Regions from separate parts of the Mus musculus genome. Here all the other regions are linked to region 2. The links are chromatin loops, found by intact Hi-C in ENCODE. Cell type or tissue: heart. All regions are shown on one strand. Each heading gives the region's core, and the rest is flanking DNA. Links, peaks and the distances in the headings are about the cores only.

Region 1 (5,745 bases), core at 458-5,457, 220 kb after region 2:
GCTTCTACGGTCCATATAGGTCTCAGGACTACTGAGTAGTTGTTGTCTTTGACTACTTTGTGAATTCTTCTTTCTTCCACCTTTCTCCACCCTTTTCCCTCCATCCTTTCAATTCTCTAACACTAGATAAGAGAGGAAAAAAGGATGAAGAAGAAAGTAAAGAGATCCCTGAATAACCTCAGAGGTTGGAAAGGGGCAACTGTTATTGTTAGACTACTTCCTGCTGATTAGGTGCATCAAATTCCTTGGGGCAATTTTGATCTTCACTGTCAGGAGCTCTAACACTTTTTGTGCACTACTACCTAACAAATGGTGACCAACAACAACCAACAACCCACCTCTTAGTGGCTCTAGCATTATATACCCTCAGAAAAGTCTCCAGAAATCTGAATGTCACACAATCACAGAAACTATCTGCAGCTGGCAAAATCACTCCCTGCCAGAGCAGTAGGCAAATCATAGTCAGCTGCTGTGGACAATCTGAATCAGCCCCATATCTCACATCTAGAATTAAAATGAAAACATATTCCTTTACTATTTCTGTGTTTTTTTAAAGAAACCAAATTTCTCACCACACTACTGACTTCCAAGTTCCTACTGGGATTGCCATTAACTTTTACTTAGAGCATTTAACAGCTTTTCTAACCCAAGTCCCAAAGTCTTCCTGCAAACAACCACATGGTCAGGTCTGGGGGGTGGGGGTGGGGACCTGCCTGACTCTATTCTGAGAGCAGGAGCCATTATGTTATATTGTTAAAAATAAGTTTCTATTTACTGTAGAAGCTGAGCTTCTGTTTTTAAGTCGCTCTGCCCCAGCCTTGACTTGTTTTTGAGAACACCCAAACCCTTCCTAATTGTCGACTACTACCTACCGGCTGTTGAGTTTTAGGTGGTTGGTTGGTTTGAGATCTTTTTGTACTTTTTTACTGTTCCATTGTCTCTGCTTTGCATTTTGATCCTTAAAGGGGGCCGCTCAAGGCTGCTTGCTCTCTAGCCTAGCTTAGGAGACAGTCACTGGCCAGCTCTCAGGAACACCCCAATAAAAATCAAGCTTGCTTCACATTTGGCTCAAAAATTGTAGTGGTCTTATTCTATCCGGTGAGATGAGCAGTCTTCCACGGCAATAGCCCAGCTCCTGGTAACAACTTCTGTATTAGTTACTTTTACTATTGCTGTGATAAGACACAATGACTAAGGTAGGTTATCCAAAAAAAAAAAAAAAAAAAAAATCAATTGATTGGGTTTAAGTTTCCAGAGCCCGGGATGGTGAGGGAAAAGCATGGTGTAGCAGCAGATGAGGTCTCACATCTTCAACAGCACGAGAGATGGAGGAAGGGAAGGAGGGAGAGGGAGGGAGGGAGAGAGGGAGAGAGAGAGAGAGAGAGAGAGAGAGAGAGAGAGAGAGAGAACTGGGGGTGTTGGGAAGCTTTTGATTCCTCAAAGCCCAGGACACATCTCCTCCTCTGAGACCTCAAGTCCCTTCCCAAATAGTTTTGTTTCCTGGAGACCAAGTATTCGAACATACATGCCTCCGGAGCTCATTCCCATTCAAACCACACTAGGCAAACGATGTACTAACTGAGATGGAGCCTGAACTCATGATCCTCCTGCCTCAGCCTGCCACGGATTGGTGTGCTGGCCTTTGTTACCACACCCAGCTTTGTCTTTGTGGCTTTTTTTTTATTGCTGGGAATAGCACCAAGACCAAGGCAGTTTATAGAAGGAAGGATTTATTTGGGCTTAGGTTCCAAAGAGATAAGAGTCCATCGCGTCATGGTGGGGAGCATGGCAGCAGGCAGCATGGTGCTGGAGCAACAGTCGAGAGCTTACATTTCAACCTACAAACAGGAAGTAGAGAGAGCTGACTTGAAATGGCACAAGCCTTTTGAAACTTCAAAGTCTACCCCATTGACATACTTCCTCTAGCATGGCCATACTTCCTAAGCCTTCCCATACAGCCACTAATGGAATGCAAATATTTAAACTACAGGGGCCATTCTCGTTCAAATCACCACAGTCTTTAACAGGAGTTACAATGACATCTGTGTTTCTTTTGAGACAGATTCTCACTCTATAGTCCAGGCTGGCTCTGAAACCACCATATATATTCCCAGACTGGTCTTGAATTCATGTTCCCTTTTAGTGGAATTTTGCTAGGCATATCAGAAATGGCCATACACTTCCTTTGGCCTATTAGCATTCCCTAGACCTTGATCTAAAATAAGCATCAATATAAAGGTGGCCAGAGAAGACAAAAGATGGTCAAAGGATTGTTCATTGTTTTTTTCCAAACCCTGATGCAGAGAAAGTGGGTTACACTGGCAGACTATGAAACCTGGTAGGGTAACAAGAACTACTGTTTATCTCCCATGTTGACTTGAGTCTCTGATTTTTGCTTCAGTTGGGGAGGAAGGTCCCTTTTCCCTCACCCATCACATCAGGGAGAATATTGCCAAAGGACAAGAATGAGGCAGCTCCTTAGAGCCAAGTACAGGGCCAGGACGAAGGACTTAGGGAGACAAGGTGGTCCAGGGAAGGGACAGACTTGCTCTCCAGTATTCCTGCCAGGGGATGGAGAACTAAGGAAGGCAGCCATGCTGATATTTCAGATCTCCTTTACTTGGGAGCCTCTATGGGCCACTGCAGAGAACTGCCGCTTACCTTGGCAAGGGATCGGATGCCGTACAGAGTTATCCGGCGAAGGACCTTGGATTCTTTAAGGCAAAGCCAGGCTCTTGTATTAAAAATTAACACCGTTAATTTGGAGCTTAGTCAATGCTTTCTTCTTTTCCCTTCCTCCCAAGGATACTTCCATCTCCCAGGATGACCCGCCTGTCCACCAGGACATGGCCTTGGCTTACCCCCGGGTAGTGCAGAGTGGCTCCTTAGAAAGAGAGCTCCCCCTGCTGGGCCATGAGTGGGAACCTTCCGGATAGTGGTCATTCTTCCAGTGACATCAACCGCAATCGCCATCATAACTAGGTAGAATAATGAATAGTTGATTACTAGTGTTGAAGTGGTAAAGACTCATGAGTTAGCTGAAGCTCGTAGGAAGTTGTGACCTTTGGTATACTTCTTAAGCTCCCCGTTTTCTCATCTTTATAGTGAGGAGACAGAAATTACATGCTAACAGAGAACCTATGGGGGGAAGTTTTAAAGATATGTTGGAAAAATAGGAAAGTCACATGGGCCTTTGGAGACTACAGAGGATAATTGAATGAAGTATCTTCCACCTTCTTAGTTGAGGGGAGTGACATCAGAATTGTTACTGTCATCAGCTGCTGCATAACAACCATCCCACAATCTCTTTTGTTTTTCTTTTCTTTCCTTTTTTTCTTTTCCTTCCTTCCTTCTTTCCTTCCCTTCTTCTTCCTCTCCTCCTTCTCCTCCTCCTTCTCCTGCTCCTCCTCTTCCTTCTCCTCCTCCTTCTCTTCCTCCTTCTTCTCCTTCTTCTCTTTCTCCTTCGCCGCCTCCTTCCTCTACTTCTTTCTTCTTTTCTTTCTTTTCTTCTTCTCTTTCCTTTCTTCTTCCCCTTCTCCTCCCCCTTCCCCTCTTCCCCTTCCTCTTATTCCTCCTTCTCTTCCTCCTCCTCCTTCTTTCTTCTTTTTGACAGAGCTTCACTGTATGCATGGCTCTTGTTGGCTTGGAACTCATGGTGTAGACCAGTCTGACCTTGAATTTATAGATTCCCCTGCCTTTTGACTCTCAAGTTCCGGAATTAAGGATGTGCTCAATAACACCTGGCCTATTTTAATAATTATTATTTTTAATTTTGTGTATTTGTGTGTGTGTGTGTATGTGTGGTGAGGTATATGCACTTGAGACAGGGTCTAGGGACACTGGCTACCCTGGAGCTGGAGTTACCCACCAGACATGGGTGCTAGAAACCAAGAATGGGTCCTTTGTAAGAGTGCTATGTGCACCTAATATGCCCAGTACTTTGGAATGCAGAGGCAGGCAGATAAGTTCTAGGCCAGCCTGATCTACAAATTGAGTTTCAGGACAACAAGGGCTGTTAGAGTTAAGCCTATCTTGAAAAAAACTCCAACAAACAAACAAACAAACAAACAAACAAACAAACAAGAGTAGTACGTAGCCGGGCATGGTGGCACACGCCTTTAATCCCAGCACTTGGGAGGCAGAGGTAGAGGCAGGCAGATTTCTGAGTTCGAGGCCAACCTGGTCTATAGAGTGAGTTCCAGGACAGCCCGGGCTATACAGAGAAACCCTGTCTTGAAAAAAACAAACAACAAAAAAAGAGTAGTACGTACTCTTAACTTTTGAACTATCTGTCAAGGTCCCAATTTCATTTATTCTTTTAAGATTTATTTTTATTTGTGTGAGACTTTTGTCTCTGTGTATATATATGCGCCATATGCATGCTTGGTACCATCACAGGCCAGAAGTAGGCTTCAGATTCCTTGAAAAGGAGTTACAGACAGTTATGAGTGCCCTGTGGATATTAGGAACTAAATCTAGTCCTCCATAAGAATAGCAAGTATTCTTAACCTCAAACCATCTCTTCAGTTCAACCTAATTCTTGTTTGTTTGTTTGTTTTTTCGAGACAGGGTTTCTCTGTATAGCCCCGGCTGTCCTGGAACTCACTTTGTAGACCAGGCTGGCCTCGAACTCAGAAATCCACCTGCCTCTGCCTCCAGAGTGCTGGGGTTAAAGGCATGAGCCACCACTGTGAGTATTTATTTGATTTTTTAAAACAGGTTTTCCCTCTGTAGCCCCTGGCTGACATGGAGTGGTCTTCCCTGGAACTTAGAGATCCTATTGCCTCTGCCTCCTGAGTTTTGGGATTAAAGGCATGAGCCATTTTACTTGTCCCCTGTTTTATTTTTAGAGAAGAACCAAGCATAGATTTATTAAGGGAAAGTGAGGAAAATTTCCAAACATGGGAAGGGTTCTAAGGTAAAAAAGACCTGAATGTGTGTTTACTCCTTGTAGTTCTCTGAATATCCCAGGTTTTTCCCCTATGGATAAGGTGTTTTGCTTACATCTATACCTGTGCAATACTTGAGCACTTAGTGCTCACAGAGGCCAGGAGAGAACATTGAATCCTCTGGAACAGGAGTTACAGACAGTTGTGAGCTGCCATTTGAGTGCTGGGAATTGAACCCAGGTCCTCTGGAAGAGCAGCCAATTCTCTTAACTACAGAGTCATCTCTCTAGCTCTATCTTATTAATCCTCTCTATAATGTGTGTTTGAAAAGAATTTTGTTTTTTCACTCTTTCACAGGGTATCCAACATGCAACCTGCCAGATTATTAGACTAAACATATACTTTTAATGACGTTAAGATATAACATTATCAGCCAGGTATGGTGGTGCACGCCTTTAATCCCAGCACTCGGGAGTCAGAGGCAGGTGGATTTCTGAGTTCGAGGCCAGCCTGGTCTACAAAGTGAGTTCCAGGACAGCCAGGGCTATAGAGAAACCCTGTCTCGAAAAAAAAAAAAAAAAAATATATATATATATATATATCATTATAATTTGCAAAGTCTATGCTCTAGAACTGCAAGGCTATGTTACAAATAAATTGATAAATAATATATCATACACACGTGTCATATAATGATGTATCCGCAGGTGTAATAATATCATAACTGTTATGGTAGTAACCCATCATTTTCTGCTTGCTTTGAGGCCTACATCACAGGAAGGAATTCGCTCCTGGAACTCTACACCTGGTTAAATATCCATGGTTGGCAGACTGTAGGCCACAGAGGGCAACCTAC
Region 2 (5,745 bases), core at 472-5,471:
GTGAATAAGCCTGCAGTTGTGCCTCACTTGTGATTCCAGGGTGAAGCTAGAGCAGAAAATGAATTGTGCATATCATACACTCAAATCACAACACCATCAAGCAGAGAAAGCGTTCTTAGCTATTTTTACTTGATGCTAACTGAGCCATATAAAATGGCCCCATGCTCCAGGAGGGGCTCCGAGCGGTTGGAGAGTCACCGCCTGCAAGAGCTAGACAGAACGTCCACTGGAGCTCTGGCTTTTGAGTCTGATTGGTTCCTTCAGGCAGCGTCACTTACATCTTCAGTCTAAGGTTCAAAGTGCTCAGGCAGCAAGCACAGTATAGGAGGCTCAGCTATACCCTTTTGGAAATATTTGGGATGTGAATTAATAATAAACTTTGCTGCGGTCTCTCCAGACTTCTTTGTCAATAAAAACAAACGAGACTCCAGAGCAGAGGTTGGGATGAGGTAAGTAAGGGCATCTTGAAGCGCATAAGGCGCAGCTATTAAGCAATCCCTGGTAACTGGATGCAGGAGCCTGGAGAGCAGCCACTTTCTCCCAGGTTGCTGTGTCTGGAATGACTTTCTTCAACCCCTGTTATATCTGTTTCTTCAGCCTTTGGGAAGGAGTCACTTCCTGGATAAATCTACCCCTGAGTGGTTTGCAGTAAGCCAAGCCTGCTGTATAAGGGCAAACGGCGAGCTGCCGCTGCCACCACCATCTCCATCTTTGGACTTTTCATAGAGCATGTTAGATGATGATTTTTAACAGACAAGATCAAAAGAGCTAATGAACAGCACATAAACATCTTAGAACTCACAGGGACCTGGTAAAGTGGTCGGAACTGCTGCCTCTGGGAGCAGGTGCTGCCTCTGGGAGCAGGTGACACACTTCACAGCCATTCAAATAGGAGTAGAGATCTCGAATCCAAGCTACTCCTGAGCAATCTTTCTAGAAATCAGTTCTACAATGTCCCATGCAGTGGACTTGATTATCTCTGAAAGTGCCATGGTTTGCCCTTCCTTACCTTTGCCATCTTCTTCAGGACTACGTGGCACAGCTCTTAGCGTATGGAAGTAACCGCCTGCTTCTTTACACCTGTAGTGCAGCCGCATGCACGAGAACTTGGGTTTGCCGAAAAGAGTAGGTTCAGGACCTAACACAAATGAGTGTGTTACAAGTTGTTTTTCACATAACACTCTCTGCCTTTACTTCAAATACACATATATCACCAGACTGTGAGCATATTTCTATTCATAATTTAATCAAGATATAAACTTACAGCCATTTATAAAAATGTTTTCATAGTGTGTGAATCTTGACATTTCATGCATGTGTGTGTCCTGACCATAACAAGGCAGCCATGTCTTATGCCCTCTGTTTTATCATGAACATAAGATTTTGAGGCCATAAGAACACTTCTTCGGTTGTAATTGTTTAAACTTTTTGATCACTGGAGTTCTCAAGAGGCACAAGATGAAAGCAACCATACCCATTATTAGTCTCTAAAGAAAAGGGAAGTCTGCCATCACAGATGGCTTAGAGCATCCTCTTTTGTGGGTTAGTTAATGTGCTAGCATTTACCTATTTCTATTCTTTCCAGGTCTTCTAGGCCCAGTCGTTGATACTGGTTTACTTTATCAACTTCGTCATCATAACTAGGGAAAGGCAAGCACAACAAAGGTTAAAAGCAAGGGTTTGGCTCTGGCTACAAAGCTGAGGTAGAATGTTATGAGCTACCACATGCACTTAAAGTCAAATCTTTCCAGCATGCATTCCAGAATGAAGTGAAACATAAAAAGTATATATTAAATAAATAAGAGGGACAGCCCAGCACTCAGGAGGCAGAGGCATGTGGACTCCTGTGAATTCCAGACCAGCTTGGTCTATAGAAGGAGCTCTAGGCCAGCCAAGGCTACATAACAGAGAGACCCTGTCTCGGGGTGGGAGGAGTGTAACATAATTTAACAACTAATAGAGAATTTTACATATAAAGAAAATTACAAAGAAATAATTTCAGTTTTATAAACAAAATATAAACAAGCCTAAAATGAAGGCAATATACATTGGAACGCTTTAGCTAAGGAATGTACAGCGGATGGGTCTGAGATCCCAAATCAATGAAGAAAACTGTCATGACCTGAGCCAAAGGCATATGGAATGACAGGAAAACGGCAGCTTAAACCAAGCTGAAAAAGTAAAGGGGACATTTTACTCAGGAAATGCATTAAGCCTGCATCCTGGACAGCTCATGGAACAAGCGAGCACTCAGCTTTGGAAGTGGCACAGATAATTGCCTTTTTGGAGATGGCGCTAATAAACCACCAAAGTCACATAATTGATCATATGCTTGTAACCAAGGAGACGCTGAAAGTCGCATAATCATATGCTTGTAACCATGGCAACACTGACGTGCACACATGCGCACATACAAGCTGTGCATCTGCAGAGCTGAATCATTCAATGGCAAAAGCTGCAGGGAATTCAGTGTCAAACAATGGGGAAAATACAGTAAGACAAGCCATGATACATGGCCTCTGTGATTAAACAGAGTGCGTGATGCCCAGATTGTGATGAATTCCAAGTAATACTAAGCTAAAACAGTGATAAATAACTCAAAATTTGAAAGATTATTTAAAGGGCTCAATGAAATCTCATATATACATGAAGACAAAAAACAAACTAAAAGCTTTAAATCAATGGCGACTTACTAGGCCACATAGTAGGCAGCGTTAGACAGCAGCAGCAGCACTTCCACATCTCTGTGCGCAGCGTCAGTGAGGCTGTACAGATACGATTCCTGATCAATTATTTTTATCCACATTTTTGCAAGCATATTCCTACTTACAAGAAAAGATTGCCCAGGGGAACAAATGAAAATGAAATGATTGTACTTCTGAAGTTAAATTTAATACAGAAGCAATCTACATCCATTTTGGGGGGAAAAAACTTAAACACCTCTCCCCACTCCCACCATTAGGAGGGAGCCGATGTGAGCCCGAGCGGAAGGGAGGTCTGTTCCAGACATGACCAGAAGGGGGCGCAGTCCTCAAAGGAAAGGGATAATGTAAGAGGGGAAAATGGTGAAAGAGGTGGCTACTGGGAAGAAGAAAGAAAAACGTGACACGCAGAAGGAGAAATCATATGTTACCTCACATTTGCCAGTATTCAAAATAGCATACTAGACGCTGAGTATATTTTTGCACTACTAGAAAACAGCTATTCTGAAATAGTCTTAGATAAACTGTTGTGAACATGAAGGCAAGCCACACTCCATTTTTCTCACTATAGATTTCACTTGGCTTTCAAGGAATGAGTAAGCACTGCCTTATGGCCATTTTGTCGCATTATCCTTCCCTCCCTGCCCCCCCCCATTCATTCATATTCTCTCTCTCTCTCTTTCTCATACACACACACACACACACACACACACACACACCCCACTACCACTACCACCACTGAAACATTTTAGAATGGAATTCAGGTGAATTGTTGAACCATTTTAAACCAAGACTATCAAGACTATAGTAAAATGCACATCTTGAGATGCTTCTAATAAGGAAATGGCCAAGGATTAAAAGATACAAATAATCAACAAGCAGGCATAACCCAAACTCAAATGAAAATTTTAACGTAATTTCTAATCTGGCATGGGTAGCCTTTCCAGCCGAGTCTGTTAAACTGCAGATTCTGATTGCTGATCTTTAGATTCCACCATAAGATTTTTCTGCCACAGGATCTCAAACCCATCTCATCTGCTGGCTCTTACTATTATAAAAGCAGTAGCAAAAGCAAACAAAAAAAAGACCCAGATAGGAAATATCAATTATGGATGGAACTTAAGCCACTGACAAGCGTGCCTGGGAATGAGGTCACTGCCAGACGGCACTGCCGAGGACTGCGGCTTTACCAAAGCCTGTACCTCGGCTTTCCGCATCAGCACCACCTGGTTGCAACCCAAATTCAACAGTTTTTAATCTGAAATGATTTCCTCAGTTTTCACCTACACTCTAGACCTCAATGAATGAACAGACGTACCTAATAAAACATAGACTCATTCTGCCAGCCAGTATCTGAGTAAGAGAAGACCATAAATCCAGAGATCCTGGCAGCATAGCAGAATGATATGGTAAATGGAAGTGAGTTTTACGCATGATACTTACTGCATTCTGAAAACTGCTGCTTGAGCCGAGCCACGCCAAAAATTCCATCACGACACAATTTTTACACACACACCAAAAAACAAAAAAAACAAAAAAAAAAAAAAAAAACCCAAAAAACAAAAAACCCTACAGTGTCACTTCCATCCTGCCTATTCTAGAGTTAGTATTTACATCAGTCAAAAACATTATGTCCTTATCTAAAAGCATTTGGCACAAAACAAGCGGTCGAGTGTTGTCGGCCTTTTTCCCCCTCCCACCCCATTTTTACTGCAGTCTTAGGTGCAGTAAATAATCCCTCCCTGTCCATACCCCCACCCTTTTAAAAAAGAAAAAGCACATTTGGTACGGACAAGAAAAACAAAAAACAACAAAAAAACCCTTATGTATAACCCCACCCACCCCCTGCATTGCAGCTCCTTGCTGCTGCCCTAATCATTTTTGTTTTCCCGCCACTGTGGCAAACCTTCCTTCCATACTATAAAAACAAAAATTGCCAAAACTACATGCAGCCCAACCACGGAGACAATGGTCGCATAAAAAGCGCTGTCTTCCGGGGACATTAACATCAAGCTTTGGAAAAGAAGTAATTTACAGGAAAAATACAGCCCCACTGGCACTTTAACCATAAGTCCTGCAAAAAGAAGGAAAATCTTAAAAGTCATGGCGAGAACGCCATCGGACTTAGGTTCCGCAGCGTTGGCAGCTGGAGCGCGAGGCGCAGGTGGCGGCTGCCGATGGGAGCGCGGCATCCTCTGTCTACACCGCACCTCGCGCCTGCAGAGAATGGCACTGCGGACTCGCCTCCAGTCACGCCCACTTCCGCTGCGGCAGGCTGCCACTGCGCGTGCGCATTGTATCCTGCGCATCCCGCGCCCTCCACGGAGAATAAAGACCCCGGCCGGTGGAGCTGTTGGGTGGGAGGGCTTCTGGCTTGAGCCTTTACCACGGCTTGATGGGCAGAGGGCTGCCAAGCTGTTATCTTTGCCGCGATCCTGATAGTCGCAATACCCTGCGGAGGATAGATGACCGGGGTAGAGTCGGCGTTTCTGCAGGTGCTCTGGGTCCTGATGCAGCTCGCCTAGTTCCTTTCGAACCTAAGCCTCTTTCCAGGCGCTAAAGTCCAGCTGGTCTGTGGCAAATGAGGTGGCTGAGAGCGCAGGCAGGAAGGACACACAGTTGAGGAGGGCTGCTTCTATCCGGTGTCTGCCGGGATGGACCGTGAAGCGCGCTGAACGCTGCGTTGCCGCACTGCGTCCCTACCGCGGCACGGTGCCGCGCTGGACAGTTCCCAATACCGCTTCTGGCCTCCCCAGCGTAAGGCTGTGGTAAACTGCTTCCCAGACAGTGTTACATTACCTTACCGATACTGCAGTGAATGAAGCTAAATCTGTTGCACTGCCGAAATAGTCCTTAGGATAGTGCAATACTGCAGTATTTTTAATAATACAAATACCACAATAGCATAGAGAATAAAACATCAAATGTTTATGTAAAGACACCCACTCCTGTATTTGCACAGTCCTGCCTTTCTCCCCAGTCCCTAGTCCTAGCCGTGGTCTTAAAAAGAAAAAACAACTACCGTTCAAGAACAAAAAGACAA
Region 3 (5,745 bases), core at 414-5,413, 320 kb after region 2:
TTATGCTTACCTCTTAAAGATTACAAAATTAATACAAAATAGGTAACTTCCCCAGAGCTTGGGTGAGACAGGACTGTCTCTAGGGGCCTGGTGGGCACAGGGGAATGGCTCCGATTGAACAGTCTATGCGCAGCCCGATGCGCCAGATGTTTCCTGGGCCCTCTTGGGAGCATGGAGGCGAAGGAAAGTAGCTTCTATTCTTTCTGGAGGAACCTCCCATCTCCTGAGCAGACATCCCAAGGCCCCAGCTCATGTGTGTGTTGGGAGAAAGCATGTTTAAAAGATGTCAAGATTTTACCACCTACGTGACAACCCTGCCTGACAGTGAGTGGCATCTTGGAGTTTTTCACTCAGCAAGCCATGAGCTGTGCTGCACTGGAAGGCACCCTGGTGTGCCTTGTGGCCCTTTAATATGAAGGAAAGACAGACAGAGACAGAGATGGTGACATAGAGAGAGACTTGACTATGTCTTGAAAAGACGATTCTATACATCAGGAGGAAATGTGCCCTTCCTTCCTTCCTTCCTTCCTTCCTTCCTTCCTTCCTTCCTTCCTTCCTTCCTTCTCCATGTTGTAGGGTGAGGAAGCAGGCAGGAGTGGATCTGGGATCCAGGGGATGTGGCCCAAAGACAGGAGGCTTCTGTGTGAGACAGTCCTTGGAGTATGTGCCAGCAGGTGCAGCTCTCTCTAGTCCCAAGGGCTCCATCGGGTCCCATTCAGCCCCGATGTACCTCAGAATCACTGCTTTCTAGAGATCTCAACCTGTCTGACGGTGCAGGGGTCTCTGCTGCTGACTTCCATTCTCTGTAGCTGAGACCTGGTCCCGCGGCTTCTAACAGAGACTGCGTGTATCCCTCCCTTGCATTAGACACACCCCCTTTTGTCTCTTGGCCTGGTAACAGGTTTGAGGTCTCCAATACCAAATTTACTGGGTTTATTTATTTATTCTCAAGACAAGGTTCCTCTCTGTAGTCCTGGCTGCCCCAGAATTTGCTCTGTAGACCAGGCTGGCCTCTATCTCACTAGATTTGTCTGACTAGGTCTAAATAATAGGTTTTTAAAAGATTTCTTTTTTGAGACAAGGTCTCATGTAACTCAGGCTGGACTCACACTCACTATGTAGCTGAGGCTGAACTCCTGAGTGCTGGAATTACTGGCAAGTGCCACAATACCCAGCCAGAGAAGGTTCTTTAAGGGCTGTTTGAGGCAAAAGTATGACTCAGGTATGTGGGCATCTATTTCTGTGGGAAAAAAGGGATGTATTTGTACATATGATTCTCTAATCTATAACGTCCATTGAGATGATGTACGTAATGATCAATAACGTACAGGAAGTCTGCCTTGCCCAGTACAGCCCTACGCCAAGTGTTGTTCTTGTTCTTCTCTTTATTGTTATCATCTGTGTGTGCACACATGATGTGTCTGTCATTGTGGGCAGGTGCATGCCGTGGCATGTGGGCGGAAGGTGGAGGGCAACTTTTGGAAGTCAGTGCTCTCTCTTTCTACTGCGGGTTCTGGGGATCCAACTCATGTCATCAGGCTTGTGTAGCAAGTGTTTTTACTTGCTGAGCCGTCTCTTGGGTCCTACACTAGCATGGACTAGTGTGTGTGCGCGTGCGCCTGTGTATGTGTGTGTGCATGCATGTGCATGTGTGTGCATGCATGTGTGTGCGTGTGTTATTCTTTGGCTCATGGTAGGTATTTGACAGGGTGATTTATGGTCTGTGTTGGTGTCGACCATCAGACTCTTCTCTTTCCTCTTTAGATCTTCAATCTCATGAAGTATGACAGCTACAGCCGCTTCTTGAAGTCTGACTTGTTTCTGAAACCCAAGCGAACTGAGGAAGAGGAAGAAGAGCCCCCGGATGCTCAGACCGCAGCTAAGCGAGCCTCCAGAATTTACAACACATAAGCTGAGCCCTTCACCCCAGCGAAGGAGAGGGATGGACTCTTAGGACTGTACAGGCTGTCATTTCTTTGTTGTGTTTGAGGACTGGAGTGTGCTAGACCTTCCCTCTGGATATGTGTATTTTATTAACTGAACAGCAACCTCTGCATGATGCTAATCTTCCATTAAAAACAAAAGTAGCTTTAAAGTGTCAGTTCACAAAAACACATGAGATTCTGCCAATACTGGACACTCAGCCTTTCAATCCTGATTAAAGTGTTCGTGAAGCTACAAGTGAACCCTTTAGTCATTTCTACTTTGTAAGCCTTTATCCTGCCCTTCCTGCCTGGGCTGTGTCTGTCCACAGACCCTCTTGGCTAATGATCCAAAGCACAAGTTGGTCTGACAATCACAGGGGTAGCGGGCATTGTTTGTGGTTTATTTGGGGGTTAAATAGTTCTCGAGAGAAGTTCAGTACTGGCCAAAGCAAACCTCTGGCAGCGGCTAATGATCTAGGGGGTTGAATGACCACGTTAGCAAAAGGCTGTTATTTCTCACGTGGGCATCCTGGGCCCTTAATCTGTGACATTTCAGGCCACACACATTTAAACATCATCTCTACAGAAACACTGTCCCAGCCAGGGAGAGATCAAAAGAGAAATTGTTCAGGGATGATGGCTGTTCCAGGTGGTGTCCTCTGGGACCTCAGCACAAGATGTGTGCTGAAGTTGACGTTGATGGGATGGTCACCCTTCCCTTCATCCACCTGCACGTCCTTCTCCAGCTTTCTCCATTTGAGGAACCCGCTGAGAACGACCAGTGGGTTCCAGCCACCCTAGACCACCCACTCTTCTTTTACAGTGGATCCTATTAAGATCCCAGATCAGGCTCAGCTCTCTAGTGTCCACACCACTGGCAGGGCTTAACACTACTGCTAGACTGTCCCCAGCATGCTTGTTAGCTCTCATTTGTACCACAAAACCACCAGTCTTCCTTGCTTATTGGCCTCTTGACTCAGGCTCTGTCATCTGCAACATCTCCTGCCAGTTGAGGTAACAATATGGCTTATCACTTAAACCAGGACACTTGAGAGACAAGGTGAGGTACATTTTAAAATTATAATGGTCAGGCATGTCGTCAGCCCGGCTCTTGGGAGGCAAAGGTCGGTGGATCTTGGTGAGTTCAAGGCCAGCCTGGTCTACATATAAAGTTCAGGCTAGCCAGGGATACATATTGAGAACCTGTTTCACAAAGTAATCAGAAGAGATAGTTCAGTGGTTTAAAACATTTGCTGCTTTTCCAAAGGACCTGGGTTCCATTCACAACATCCATAATGTAGCTCACAACTGTTTATAATTCCGGTTGCAAGGGATCTAATGCCCTCTTCTGGCCTCTGTGGGAACTGCAGGCGCATGGAGCACATGATATCAAAGTAGGCAAAACACTCATACGTATAAAATAAAAATAAATCTCTAAAAATAAAAGATAAATATTCAAATAATACAAAAACCCAAAGGAAATAAACATTCAAATAATATACAAATAATAGATATGAAAACCTGCAAAACTCCAAAGGAATTATGGTGGCCCAATGTCTCTGGTAAGCCATTAACAGTATGCCTTGATTAAGACCCTCTGGTACCTCTTGTGTACCCTGTCTGGACTCCATAGTCTGTTGGTCCGTTGGATGCTTCCTCTCCTTTCCTCTTGGTCCTGGAGGAGGAATGGCCTTTGGGGAGCTATTCCCTGGTGAGGATGGAGAAGCCACTGAACATCTGCTGGTAACCACAAGCCCAGGCCGTTACACATCCCTCAGGCACATGCCTCCTGTGGGTGTCTCTCTCCCCATCTCAGGAACCTGGGACTGAGGGGAGATACTGAGAGTGACACCTGAGGGCCCTGCTACCAGAGCCATCTGGTTACCATAAGCGGAGGAGACCAGTACATCATAAAATGCGAAAGCTAACGATGCGGTCTGGCCAAGGACGTGCAGGTGGACCCTCTGTGTCACCGAGGGTGCAGGCCAGCATGGTTCAGAAAGCCCACCATAGGCAGAGACCAGAGCAGCTGGAGGTCTCACACTGACCTTTCTCCTTGCACCACTGGGTTCAGAGGCTATTTTAGAAGACACTAACGGGAGTAAGAGGCATATAACTATATAAGGGAGCCAGCAGGTGTCCGTATGAAGAAAAAGAAAAAGCACCTTCCCTCGTGTCCTCTCTCCTCACTTCCAGACTACCAGAATTTACAGCAAAACTGGGTACACACAGAACTTTGTACCTGATGAAGCAGCTGCAATGAGACTGAAAGGTAGGGGATCCATGCAGCCAAATAGATGCTTCTATCTAACCCCCCACTTTTATTTTTATGTTTGTCTGTTCAGTCCATTCCTCCTCACACCGCCACCCACCCTTCATCTATCCATCCAACATCCATCCACTCACCCACTCATCATTCCTCCATTTACTCATCCAACATCTATCTATTCATCCATCCATCCATCCGTCCATCCATCCATCCGTCCATCCACTCACTAGTATTTAAACTAGGTCAGCAGTGTGCTGGGGATCATTAGATGCTAATATTGAAGGGGACAGGTGATAAACAAATGTGACAATTCACACCGCTTTGAAATCTATAGATGTAGTTCTTCTTATTATTAAGATCTAGCGCGGCCAACAAGCCAGAAGACAGTTACTATTGGAGAGATTTGGTTGCTCACAGTTCCTAAGAGGAGGGTGTACAGTCAAGGCTGCACCAGGGTGCCATCAAGAGGCAGGACAAGGAGGGTTGGGGAAGGAGCCTTTGTCGTCATTCCTTGGGTAGGACAAGCAAGGCCAGGATGTTTGGGATTGGCCAATCTGCATATTTTCACTAGGATCCTGGATATGATTGTCCCCAGTTATCTTGTACCTGGCCATGAGGCGATGAGGGTGGGTGGCCAGTAGCCCAGCATGAGAGAGCACGACACAGGTGGTTTAGTGTAGTTGGTAGGCACCAACATGGTTGGTTTGTGTATGAAGGATGCAGTCCAGTAGCTTATGGCCTAGAAACTGGCCAGCTCTGGGAGGAGCAGCCTCAGGTCATCAAGGTCGCAGATATCACAGCAGCAGAATCAAAAGACATGCTTAGTACAACGGTCTCCAGAGACCTCTGCACTCAGCCTGCAGGCCATGGGTCCATCTTGCTGTCTTTGCCTGGGCATCTGTTTAAACTCTTGCTACGCTGATGCCGCAGGCAGGGAACGGCATCATCTCTTGTGGCTCTCAGGCTCTCTCTATTCCCTGCTGCGTTGTCTCAGGCCACTCACAAGTGCCTGTCACCTGCTTGTTCCCAGTGTACACCCCCATTTCCATTTCCCACCTGTAGAGAGCACCATCGGGGAACATTTTCCTCTTCCTTTATGGTCACTCAGCCTGGCTTTCTGAGAGCAAGCCATGGTGATTCCCTCCCTGAGGCTTCTATACTGTCTTCTCTTTAGTGTTAAAATTGTGTGTGTGCGTGTGTGTGTGTGCGCGTGTGAGAGAGAGAGAGAGAGAGAGAGAGAGAGAGAGAGAGAGAGCACATGATAGCACATATATGTAGATCAGAGGACAGCTTGCAAACGGTGGTTCCTGCCTCTCACCATATGAGACCCAGGAATTGAGCTCAGGTGTTGTCAGGCTTGCAGGAAGCGCCCTTACCTGTGGAGCGATCTCCCGCTCCTGCTGTGGCTTTCCCACTGTAGACTCCTTTCTATTGGTGACCCGAACCACTGGAGCTTCCTTCTCTTAGCCTCCTCCCCAAAGAGATTTGGGGTGAGAACACCAAGTGGAATGGCAAATCCTTACAAATACATGCTTGTAAGGGGCAGAACCT
Region 4 (5,745 bases), core at 296-5,295, 330 kb after region 2:
CACATAAATATAAATAAAAGATTTTTTTTTTTTAAAGGCAGCAGGAGATGTCAGGGCGCCTGCCTAAGTGAGGGTTATGGTGAAACTGCTAATGAAGTTCCAGAACTTGGTATTTAGCTTTTCTCAGGGAGGCAGGGAGTAGAATATATCAGACTATGCTTGTTCAGTGTCAGGGCTAGACTGGTCCCCGGTCCTGGGTTTTCTGCCGGTTACTCAATTTGCTGGGCTACACAGAAGTGGATGCGCAGTGCTGTGAAGTGTGAGCAGGAGCACTGTCTCGTTCAGCTGACTTGCCACTTGAGTGGTGGACTGCCCTCCCTGTAAGTTACAAATATTCCCACTTCTGTCTCCTTTCAGACCTACTGCAAGCCCAGAGACCAACACACAGGGGTCTGTAGGCCACTGACTGGACGGGAAAGAAGCCAGAATGGAGAAGCTGCTGAAGGAACCACAAGTGTCCGTGTTTCCTTTTTCTGACCTGGAGGCTGGTGCTCCTCCCATCATTCCCTGCTTCAGTGCTGGGGACACCGGGCTTCCTCTTCTAGCATGTGGTTTGGTGTCACCATCCCTAGGGAAACTCTCGGTGACTTTGGAACTCAGGCTGAATGTCAGTCTGGTTCGTTTCCATGCTTTTATTTGCTCGTTGCTGTTTTCAAAGCCCCTTGGATTGTTTGTGAGTCTGAGTGATGGCACATCTGCCACAGTGTAGTGTGGGTGGCAGCATCCTGCTCTCTAGTCTGTGTACAAAGAAATGCTGCTGCTAACTACACCTGTCCAGTCTGTCTGCCTCAGCATGGTCGCTGCTGATGGCGTTCCAAGCGCAGACGTGAGGGAGGAGGGTGAGGCAGCCAAGGCTTTATTCTCTCTGTGGTGTGAGCACCGAGCTGAGGAAGGGTGCTGTTGTGAAGTTCTGCTCTCAACTTTGGTTCTGTTGGAGGAAGGGAAGACCCGAGGACGGGTGTGCCATGGAAGCAAGCGGTGGGGCAGAAGACAGAGGGAGTCGCAACCAGGAAACAAAGCCTTCTGTGGTTTAACTTGCAGCCAGTTTGAAGGATGGATTTGGAAAAGTTAGAGGTGCAGTTCTGGAGTGTTTGGGGTCCAGATGCAAAAGAGAAAAAAAAATCTAACTAACTTGGAAGCTCATCGGAAAGAGATCAGCTCAAAGATGACCCTCTCTAACAAGAACTCCTGCCTCGGCCCGAGGAAGTCAGAGCTATGGGCCAGGAGGAAGGAAGGAGACAGAACCAAATGCTCTTTTTGAGACAGTCTTGTAGGGAACTCAGCAAACGCTTTCCTCGTGTCCCAGACTCCTTTGCGGAATCAGGGTAGGAAATAAGCAGGCTTTCTTTGGGTGACCTTCTGAAATGGAAGGAAAGGACGTTTTACAGTGTTGCTTTTTCTCAAGTTCAGGTTGTGGAAACCATAGCTTCTTAAAAGGTCAAGTCAGTTTGCTGGACCTTTTTCTCATTGGTATTGAGAAGAGATCGCAAGATGCTGTTGGCTGGTCAAAGCTTACTTTAAGTGTCTCAAGCTCTGGGGGGTGGGGGTGGTTCCAGGGTGGGCTATCTCACTATTCTTTTTGAACAGAAGCTGAGGGACAGATGTCATGTGACACACATCTCCACACCTCAGCAGAGACCTGACACTCGATTCTGCACCCCCCTCCGCTGTGCCTCTCTATCTGTGTAGACTTCAATCTTATATACACTTTGTTCAAGGTTCCCTGGATCACCAATTCAGTGTGTTTGTTCCTAAAGTTGGCTGTTGCTGGCAGTCTGCAACCCTCCATGTTCTCCTGCTGTGCTTAGCTATTTGTGTACTGTCCAGTGGCTGTCCTTTCTGCTGGGTCTGTTGTGTCTGGTAGAAGAGTTTTAATCTATAACGGATGTCAAAGCCTCTATAGGGAGGGGTGTGTGCTGCAGAGCGAAAGGATGGGTATGGGAGCAGACGGTTTGATTGGAGGATTTTTTTTTCACTGTCTCATGTAGCCTAGGCTGGCCTCAAGCTCACTTGGTAGCAAGCCTGCCTTTGCACTCAGCCCAGCAGAAGTCTGAACATTTCTATAATGAGAAGAATCTCCTGTGTACCCCATCCTCATATCCCTAAATACTGCATCCCCCTTATACACTCACGCTCTGCACAGGAGCTTTGCACCAAACAGTGTGAGCAGAAAGCCTGACTTCCATCCTTAGATCCTCCGGGCCAGAAGGAAGGCATGCGGGAGGCAGGGTGGGGCTGGTTGCTGTTAGAAGCATATGCTAATGCCGTGCAGTGTGTCTTGGAAGCAAATCCATGAAATGGACTGACGGAGTTAGCAGAGCTGTGGCAATGGAGTTCTAGATTGCATCACTAGAGGTTTCTGTGGCTTGAGCTCTGTGCCCCCAGACTGCCTTCCCAGGCCTCTCTAAAGCCTGGGGCTTGACATGTGCCAAGGAATGGATGTCTTTTCAGAGAGAAAAATGTCTGGGTGAAGGGGGGGGGGCTCTGAAGGGAAATATATCAGGAGAGGAAGACACACTGCAAGTACCCCAGGGAGACAGAGACACAGTCAGCGCTGGGGAAGAAAAAGGCGCAAGCAAGAGCTAAGGAGAGAGATGCTGAGGACCAGTTCCTCTAGCTGTCTCTCTGGGTGTGTTCTTCCCAGACTAGCCTGGGGAGGCAGGGATGATGCCCTCTAGGGGAAGTCTGGAGTATGAACTCCTCTTCCAATCAGGAAAAAGGGAGAGACTCCCTGCCTCTCCTATGTCTTCCCCAGAGGCCACTAGCAGTGTGGGTTTAGAGGTCTAGGGCTGCTAGTCACTTCTGGTTCAGTTATCTGTACCCCTCACAGGAAACACACTTCCCGGTGCATTCCTGGAGGAAGCAAGTGACTGGCTGAGGGTGACCTTGCATCCCCTTCACAGGACAAGGGGTCCTTGCTCTCTCCGAGTCTCCTCCACATCTAGGTGCACAGCAAGGGTCTTCTTTGGGCTCAGGACCATGGCCCCAGGGAGAACCTGGGAGCCTCCCTTGGTGAGCTGAAGGGCCTCATGTCTGTATCAATGCTGCCTCTGCCTAGGGCGCTTACCACACATGCATAAGGCTCCACACTTCTCACACCAGAATAAGGGACAGCAGCCATGAGAGCAACTGGGCAGGTGAGAACCCAGACTCAGGGAGATTAGGAAACCTGTTCAAAGTCACACAAAGGTAAGTGAGGAAGACACAAACAGAGCTTAATGCTGTGTAACAAATGTTAAAGCTGTTATGGATGAAGAGATTTGGATTTTAGGCAATGATCTTGGTCTGCTTTGTGTTGCTATGACAAAAAAAAAAAGAAGCCAAAAGCTAGGTAAATTATAAAGAAAAGCTTATTGTAGGGATGTTTTAGAGGAAGAAAGTCCAAGCCACATCTGGTGAGGGCCTCGAGCTATGTCAAGTCATGGTGGAAGACATGGCTGAAGCAAGATGCTGAGCCCAGAAAGCTCAGCTTCCATTACAGTAGCTGTTCTGAAGGTGGCAGTCCAGCCCACCTAACCCATGCTTTTGCTAGGCTTATTTTAACGACCCGCCCGGTACAAGTGCATGTGTGCATGTGTGTATGTGTGTGCGTGTGTGCATGTGCGGGTGTGTGTGTGCACGTGTGAGTTGTTGGGGGAGGGCACAGGCACATGCCACAAACCACATGTAGAGATCATAGGACAACCCCAGGTTTCTGACATTACCTTGTTTGAGACAGGGTCTCTTATTGTTTGCCACTGCACACATACACATGGGTAGTTACCCATGAGCACCGGGGATTCACCCGTCCCTGCCTCCCATCTCCCCATAGAAGCCCTGGGATTACAGATAAGTACTTTTGTGTCTGACTTTTATGTGGACTCTGGGAAGCCCAACTCAGCTCACTAGGATTTGGTAGCATTTTTACCCACGGGACCATTGTGCCAGCCCCTAACTTACATCACAGAGAGGCATTAGTTCCTTCCAAGCATGGTGCCCAGGAATTTAATATCCTGTCACTAGGTCTGACCTCTTAAAGGCTCCACCACACCTCAGTACCATTACTCTTGGGACTAAGCCTCTAGCACATGAACCCTGAAGTGACAAACCATATCTAGAAGGACAGGAACATTAACAGCGTGCCCCAGTTCGTGCAGCCAGTGGGTTGCAGAGCCTGTTGATACACCACCTGCTTTGGCTCAAAGGCCCATCCTGAAAAACCGCACCAAGCCCCCGATGTTTCTTTTCCAAGAGTGGGCCATGCAGGCTCTTCGTGTTTGCCTTGGTTTGCTGGACAGTGACAGGGGTTCTGTCATTTTAGTGACAACCTACAGATCCCAAGGGGAAATAAACAAGGGAAACACAATGACTTATGGGACAAAATATTGAGCTTATAAAGTGTAATCTTTTCTCATTTAAAGGAATATTGTTTTAGCTTCCTATGGCTACTCTAACATCTGCCATAAATTTTGTGGCTTAAACTAACACTTATTCCGTCTCTTGTGGGAATGAGGGTCAGATGCCTAAAGTGTGTCAGAAGAGCTGGACCAGGAGGTGGCAAGTAATTGAGACCTGTAGTACTTTTTGATTTATAATGTATCACACTGATCAGACACTTAAAAATAATGATTATTAAGCTTACTTTTAGGAGTCCCTACAGCCCCCACACCCATCTTTCTGGCTTGCAGAGAGCAGCAGGGAATATGGGGGAGGCAGGACTCTTCTGAAACCTTAAGCTAAAACCAACTACTCTGTAAGTTGCTTCTGGTCAGGGTGTTTTATCACAACACAGAAGCAAACTAGAACCCCCCCCCCCCCCACCCAGGTTCATGAGTTGAGTGCTTGGTCTTCAGCTTAAAGGGGTCCTGGGAACTTTGAGAAATGGGGCCTGGTTGGAGGAAATGGGTCACTAGGAGTGTGCCTCTAAAAGTCGCATCTTGTCCTTTGCCCTCGGCCCCTTCCTATCTTCTGCTGCTTCCTAGCTGCCATGATGTTGGCAGCCTTCTCTGCCATAGATGCCCCCCCCCCCCATTGTCTTTTCCTCACCTCAGGCCCAAAGCAATGGATCAAGCCAGCCACGGATTCTTTTGAAACTAGGAGCCAAAATAAATCTCCCGTTACATCAGGTATCTTGCCACAGCAGTGAGCCACTAGCATAGCTTCTAGGAGATGGGTTGGCAGCCCTCTGACATGACCTTGAGGCAGATTTTTACTCTTGTAGAAGCCCTCGCTTCCCTGAGCATTCTCACTCTCAGACAGAACCCACCTTGTGTGTGTTAGGCTCTTCCATCTACTCAGTCCATGCCCCCACTGGGGTTCGAGTAGGATGGAGGAACAGCGCTGTGATTGGCAGCAGGGGCAGAGACTGAAAGAGCTACGTGGTCATGTGAAGTCAGGAGCTGTTCAGGCAGGAGGCAGCCATGACTCAGAGTCTGTAGTTCAGAGGTGAGATGTTCTTGTGAGGTCCAGGGCAAGGCAGGCAGGCAAGGAGAAGCTGGAGTTCAGGAAGAGACACTGCCAAGGCACGAAAGTGGTGGAGGGAGATGTGGGCCTCCTGTTGCTCGTGTACAGGAGGCAACAGTGCAATATCAGTGCCACTTATCCTAAACAGACAGATGGTACAGGGTTTAAGTCCCAGTCCTTGGGGGTCTCTGCCACCACCAGAGTCTACAGAGTAATGATCCTCGTGAGGCAAGAGGGAAATCCGACTCAGCACAGCTCATTGGTTCAAACATCTAGCGGCTGACACCAGGCAGTTTATGTTAG

Evidence for each region. Hi-C counts contacts between places; a loop is a spot of excess contacts. Peaks named below come from ENCODE experiments on the same cell type or tissue, not always from the same donor. Only the 100,000 strongest peaks of a DNase experiment are listed, where the experiment ranks them.
Region 1: a loop joins it to region 2, with 5 times the contacts of the local background. A loop is called at or near these places in 34 of 42 quality-filtered maps.
Region 3: a loop joins it to region 2, with 3 times the contacts of the local background. A loop is called at or near these places in 23 of 42 quality-filtered maps.
Region 4: a loop joins it to region 2, with 2.1 times the contacts of the local background. A loop is called at or near these places in 17 of 42 quality-filtered maps.

What each region holds. Positions count from the first base shown.
Region 1 is chr7:128,471,544-128,477,288 of GRCm38, reverse strand. Gm32816 (a long non-coding RNA gene) reads right to left here. Exons shown (of 4, transcript XR_378509.4): 2 at 2,862-2,978; 3 at 2,662-2,734; 4 at 1,714-1,838. Among named protein-coding and RNA genes, the nearest start is that of Gm32816, 13 kb to the right of the region's middle. In heart, for the core only: CTCF peaks have their summits at 2,661 and 2,877 (motif pointing left); a DNase peak (open chromatin) is centred at 2,868; H3K4me3 peaks cover 306 bases.
Region 2 is chr7:128,687,647-128,693,391 of GRCm38, reverse strand. It overlaps Inpp5f (inositol polyphosphate-5-phosphatase F), which reads right to left. Exons shown (of 20, transcript NM_178641.5): 16 at 2,694-2,765; 17 at 1,567-1,640; 18 at 1,010-1,138. It also overlaps the pseudogene Gm16044. Among named protein-coding and RNA genes, the nearest start is that of Mcmbp, 50 kb to the left of the region's middle. In heart, for the core only: no CTCF peak of the experiment used is centred there; DNase peaks (open chromatin) are centred at 3,021 and 5,001; H3K4me3 peaks cover 927 bases.
Region 3 is chr7:128,370,062-128,375,806 of GRCm38, reverse strand. It overlaps Rgs10 (regulator of G-protein signalling 10), which reads left to right. Exons shown (of 5, transcript NM_026418.2): 5 at 1,765-2,182. The coding sequence ends at 1,911. Among named protein-coding and RNA genes, the nearest start is that of Gm39092, 5.9 kb to the right of the region's middle. In heart, for the core only: a CTCF peak has its summit at 3,285 (motif pointing left); no DNase peak of the experiment used is centred there; H3K27me3 peaks cover 556 bases.
Region 4 is chr7:128,354,057-128,359,801 of GRCm38, reverse strand. It overlaps Gm39092 (a long non-coding RNA gene), which reads left to right. Exons shown (of 3, transcript XR_869958.2): 3 at 358-1,009. Among named protein-coding and RNA genes, the nearest start is that of Gm32707, 5.3 kb to the right of the region's middle. In heart, for the core only: a CTCF peak has its summit at 2,680 (motif pointing left); no DNase peak of the experiment used is centred there.